Regions from separate parts of the Homo sapiens genome. Here region 2 is linked to region 1. The links are chromatin loops, found by intact Hi-C in ENCODE. Cell type or tissue: sigmoid colon. All regions are shown on one strand. Each heading gives the region's core, and the rest is flanking DNA. Links, peaks and the distances in the headings are about the cores only.

Evidence for each region. Hi-C counts contacts between places; a loop is a spot of excess contacts. Peaks named below come from ENCODE experiments on the same cell type or tissue, not always from the same donor. Only the 100,000 strongest peaks of a DNase experiment are listed, where the experiment ranks them.
Region 2: it touches region 1 in a loop (8-fold over the local background); 2 of 110 quality-filtered maps call a loop at or near these places.

The regions. Positions count from the first base shown.
Region 1 is chr1:24,693,251-24,696,157 of GRCh38, forward strand. No RefSeq gene overlaps it. Among named protein-coding and RNA genes, the nearest start is that of CLIC4, 51 kb to the right of the region's middle. RefSeq lists a silencer at 2,255-2,374. In sigmoid colon, for the core only: no CTCF peak of the experiment used is centred there; a DNase peak (open chromatin) is centred at 1,169; H3K27ac peaks cover 1,348 bases.
Region 2 is chr1:25,090,934-25,093,840 of GRCh38, forward strand. No RefSeq gene overlaps it. Among named protein-coding and RNA genes, the nearest start is that of LINC02793, 51 kb to the left of the region's middle. RefSeq lists enhancers at 1-110, 1-872. In sigmoid colon, for the core only: no CTCF peak of the experiment used is centred there; no DNase peak of the experiment used is centred there.

The sequences.
Region 1 (2,907 bases), core at 192-2,691:
GGTCTCGAATTCTTGGGCTCAAGCAATCCTCCTGCCTCAGTCTCCCCAAGTGCTGGCATTATAGGCGTAAGCCACCACATTTGGCCTTGGTCCTTTTTTTTTGTTTTTTTTTTTTGTTTGTTTTTGTTTTTGAGATGGAATCTCACTCTGTTGCCCAGGCTGGAGTGCAGTGGTGCGATCTCGGCTCACTGCAAGCTCCCCCTCCTGGGTTCACGCCATTCTCCTGCCTCAGCCTCCGAGTAGCTGGGACTACAGGTGCCCACCGCCACTCCTGGCTAATTTTTTGTATTTTTAGTAGAGACGGGGTTTAACCGTGTAAGCCAGGATGGTCTCAATCTCCTGACCTCGTGATCTGCCCACTCGGCCTCCCAAAGTGCTGTGATTACAGGTGTGAGCCACCAAGCCCGGCCTAATTTTTGTATTTTTAGTAGAGACGGGGTTCCACCATGTTGGCCAGGCTGGTCTCGAACTCCTGAACTCAGGTGGTCTGCCCACCTTGGCCTTCCAAAGTGCTGGATTACAGGTGTGAGCCACCATGCTCAGCCTTGGTCCTTTATACTACAAGCCTGGGCAACATAGTGGGTACACACTACTGTCCCATGGCCACCAGTGATGCTGGGTACAGGAAAACCACATTGTTCTATGGACTCCTGACCATGGTACTCATCCTTCCACTGGCCACTCCTGCTAAGACATGGCTTTTCCATCCTGTAATTGCCCTTAAACATTGGGCAACAATTTCCAGGTCTCTCTGGGTCAGTCCCTTCGGGGGAAGGAAGACAGAGGAATCATGTGGCCAGGTGGGAAGAGCTCTGGGCCAGCTTCCACTCAGCCTTGCTGTGTGACCTTGAGGAAGTCCCTGCTCCTCTCTGGGCCACAGTTTCCTCCTTTTTGAATGCAGAAGGTTGTATTAACATATCTGAGGATGCTTTGGGGTTTTCTTAGTTCACTTCTGTCCAGAGAAGATGATGAAATTTTAGGAGCAGCCTCACTTCCAACACACCGGGTCTTGCGTGGTCATTCATACCCCGGCAGAGAAAAAGCTGCATACTTCATGCCCTTTGCCCTTCACCATCTCATCTGATCCTCCCAGCAGCCAGCAAGGACACGGGGCAAGGCACTGGAGGCAACAGAGGCTCAGCAGCAAGACAGGGTACGTGCAGAGAGCTGCGGGACAGACGTGGCCTCACCAGCAGGACCCGTGATTAAACAGCAGCTGTGGTTCACTAAGTGCTTTCTGCTTATTATGTGCCAAGTACTTCACATGTGGCTGCTTTGTGTCATTCTCACATCAAACCTGATGGGTGGTTACTATAATTATCTCCTTTTACAGATAAGGAAACTGAAGCCCAGAGGGGTGGAGTAACTAGTCCAGCAAAAGTAAGCCATGTAACTGGGATTCAAATTCAGCTTGAACATCTCAGCACTCATCTGTTTTCGATCACATAACACTCCCTCTAGGCATTCACAGGAGCTCAAGGATAGGAGTAGGGAGGGGAAAGCTAGGAGTCCGAAGACTTGAGGGGCCAGGCATGGTGGCATGCACCTGTAATCCCAGCATTTTAGGAGGCTGAGGTGGGAGGATGGCTTGAGCCCAAGAGATCAAGGTTGCAGTGAGCCGTGATCGTGCCACTGCACTCCAGCCTGGGAAACAGAGAAAGACTATGTCTTGGAAATGGTAGAGGACCTTTAAAAAATAAAGAATAAAAAAGTACAAAACCAAAGACTTGCGCAGATGCGGTGGCTCACGCCTGTAATCCCAGCACATCAAGAGGTCGAGGCGAATGGATCACCTGAGGTCAGGAGTTTGAGACCAGCCTGGCCAACCTTGCGAAACCTCGTCTCTACTAAGAATACCAAAATTTGTCAGTTGCGGTGGCAGGCGCAGTGGCGGGCGCCTGTAATCCCAGCTACTTGGGAGGCTGAGGCAGGAGAATCGCTTGAACTCGGGAGGCAGAGGTTGCAGTGAGCCAAGATCACACCATTGCCATTGAACTCCAGCCTAAGCAACAAGAGCGAGATTCCGTCTCAAAACAAAGCAAAACAAAACAAAAACAAAGACTTAGGTTCACGAACAAACTCTGAACACTTACTAATTCTAAGGCCAGGGTAAATCTTTCATCTTGCTCAGCCTCAGTTTCCTTATCTGTAAAATGGGGATCATAATTTGTCATCCAAATTGTGAGGATTGGGTAAAAACATTTTTAATAAGGGCATGTATGTGAGCATCCCCCATGTATGGCAAAGAAGTTGTCTAAATTTAAGAGGTTGTTGTTTTTCTTAATCTCAGAGCAGGAGCCAGGGCAGGAAGTAGGCAGGCTGATTAGGGCGGCCAAGTGTCCCTGCCCAAGAGTGACTACTTCCGTCCCTGGTGTTCTTCATTAAGTCCCCAGGAAAGGAGGAGGGTGGGCCGGAAGAAAGGGCAAAGCTCTAGGTCCTTATCTAGAACTCTGCCTCCATGCAAGAGCCCTCCAAGGGAAGAGAAGTTCTGGATTATCACCACTGAGCTCCAAGCATGCCAGAGGGCTCAGCAGGGAGAAAGTCTGTCAGCACCTGACCCAGCAACAGCTGGGGAGAGGCCTGGATGGGTAGGTTGCATGCCTCCCCCTCAGCCTGTGTCATGGCCCTGCCCTGGCCTCATGGTCCAGGACTCAGTCCCCATAGCCTGTCCTACCAAGGGGAACACCAGACTCCAGCACTGCGATGCACAAATGCCAAACCCTCCCAAGGGGCAGCTTTGGCAAGTGACTGGAACTGGAGTCAGGAGGCGCCGGCTCTTGTTCTGGTTTTGTCCCTTCTCCTCGCTGGGTATCAGCATCCCTACTGTGGAATAAGGGACATTCCCTCGAGGGCATTTACATAGTGTGGATCTGGCGTACCACTTGCTACCCCTGCCACAAAGTGTTG
Region 2 (2,907 bases), core at 265-2,764, 400 kb after region 1:
GGAAAAAAGCTGCCCAGATGGTGGGAGAGCATCGTGACAGCTCAGGGCAGGGAACAGCAGAGCAGAGCCACAAAGAGCGCAGGCTCTGAGGAGAAATGACCAGGCTCCACTCTACCTCCAACTCGCTGTGTGACCTTGGCAAGTGGCTTCACCTCTCTGAGCCTCAGATTCTCCTCTGGAAAACGGGCTCTGCTCGGCCGATGGCAGCCTCGACAGTTGCTGTCGTGTTGCATCAGTGTTGTATGTTTGGAGAGATCTTAAGAGACCTAGAAGTTTAGCCCCTTCTTTGAACAGCTGAGGAACAAAGCCCAGAGAGTGGAAGTGACTCACTCATGGTCCTGCCTTTATCACCTTGTGAATAAGATTCCATGCCCTTTTCAACCTGAGCTCTGCAATTCAGATTCTTTAAAACCAGTCAACATTCTGAGAACATTGCCTGAGTTCATCCATGGAGCCCTGCCCAACCACATCCCACGCCACCCCAAAAGAGCTATTAAAAGGCCTGGCTGCCATTGCAGCTGGGGTCCTGTCCCTCCCCCACCTCCCATCAGGGTCCGTCCACCAGGGTGGATGCAGTTCCCTGGGGCCCTGGCTACTGGTGCAGCGCAGCAGAGGCTTAATATTAATAGAATCCCAGAATGTCAGCCCTGGAAGTGACCTCAGCAGTCAGCTTCCTCTGCTCCATGGCTTTGTGGGTGAGGAAACTGAGGCCCAGAGGAGTTAAATGATTTGCCAAATATTGTGCAGACACAGACAGAACCACAGCCCCCAACCCCTTAACCTACGGATCTCTATGTTGACTCTGCCTGTGGTGTGGTGGGATGAGGAGAATTAGCCCCGAGACTTTCAGCAGGAGTGACCATAAGGCCACAGACGTCTGGGCTCCAGCCAGAGGTGGCCACCACTTGCATGTGTTTCCCAAGCCAGATCCAGCTCTCTGTGCATCTGTCTGTAATCAGAAATCTGTCTATCCACAGCCAGGCATGCTCGGATTCAAATGGCCAGATGGTCTGTGCATAGATCCTACAAGCCAAACCCCTGTAGCCCCAGTCCAGGTGTCAACACATTGAACTGAGGGGCCAGGAGGTACCAGTGTCCCCAGAGGAGTGGGAGTCCTTGTTGCCCCAGGAGACAGGTGGGGATGTGACTCTCTGGCCCACCTGCCCCAGAGGCAGAAAGGTAGCCCACAGAGCCAGCCACAAAGCCAGGAAAGGGGCACACAATCCCTGAAGCATGAGTTCCCCAAGTTCCCAGTTATCCCTGGCACTTACAGCTTTCCTCCCTTTGGTCCTAAATTCAAATATATCTTGTTATTAGTAATACAGACAACTTAGGGAAAAAAGTAAAAACTACTCCAACTCCACCAGCAGAGATAAGCCCTAACCATTTTGTTAGGTTCTTTTTTTTTTTTTTTTTTTTTTTTTTTTTTGAGAAGGAGTCTTGCTCTGTCGCCCAGGCTGGAGTGCAATGGCATGATTTTGTCCACTGCATCGTCCGCCTCCTGGGTTCAAGCGATTTCCTGCCTCAGCATCCTAAATAGCTGGGATTACAGGCATGTGCCAGCATGCCTGGCTAATTTTTTTGTACCTTTAGTAGAGACAGGATTTCACCATGTTGGCCTGGCTGGTCTCAAACTCCTGACCTTGTGATCTGCCCGCCTCGGCCTCCCAAAGTGCTGGGATTACAGGCGTGAGCCACCGCACCTGGCCCCAGTTTCCATTTTAAGTGCACTTCCATTATTTTCTTCTGTGCACTTAGCCTGAACTTTCCCTTTTTTTTTTTGTTTCCTCATGTGAACAGAAACAGTAACAGAACATACTCTCCCTCTGGTTTGCACAGCTTCTGGCAGCTGCAGCACTGCCTTTTCCATATGAAGCACACTGCCAAATAACAAAGCTTGTCTCTCTCTCTTTGGGCCTCAGTTTCCCCTCTGGGCCAAGGGTGATCTCCACACACCCTACATCTCCACAGGGCCTGTAGCAGGGAGGCTTCCAGAACTGTGAGGACATCCAGAGGGACTCCTGGGTTTCTCTTTGATGTTCCCAGCCTAAAGTTCAAAGGGATGTGTCCCTTCTGTGGGGACAAGCCAGCAAGCCTTGACTCTTGCAGAAGCAGATGAGGGAGCCTGGGATCTGGGTGGCTGACAGACCTATACTGGGATCTCACAGGGAAGACCCAGAGTCCAGACTGTGGCCTCGATTCGTTTAAGCGTGTTGGAAGAGGCATCAGTAGATCCAAGATCTGTTCCCCAAGGCCACCCCGGGCCTCACCTGGGAAACTCATTAACAAAAGAGATCACTGGACCTCACCTGGGGGATTCTGATTCTGTAGGTCTGAAAAGAGCCCCCAGCCCACCAGTCCCAGAGTTTGCTTTCGTCAGGGGGAATAGGCCCTACCCAAGAATTTGATCCAAGATAAATTAAAGAATAAGTATAATTTCATGTAATGCTATACATGAATGAAGACTGGGAGCGAGTGGCTCTGTACAAAGGAGGCCCAGGGCCCACCTGCTCTGCATAGGAAAGGAACTGGAATTGGGGGAACATTGGCTGCAGCAGAGTGAGAGAAACAGGAGAAACAGGGTCTTTGACAGAGTCAAAGAAGGGACAGTGCAAACAAGAAATCTCTGCTGCCAGCCCAGGCCACATGGGAAGACCCTCTTTTTACTAAAAATACAAAAATTAATTGGGTGTGCTGGCACATGTCTGTAGTCTCTGCCACTCGGGAGGCTGAGGTGGGAGAATCTCTTGAGCCCGGAAGGCAAAGGATGCAGTGGGCTGAGATCATGCCACTGCACTTCAGCCTGGGCAACAGAGCGAGACTCTGTCTCAAAAAAAAAAAAAAATGGATGGTGAATATAGAAACACTATCCAAATGTGTGGTTGTCTCATTTCAAAAAAAGAAAAG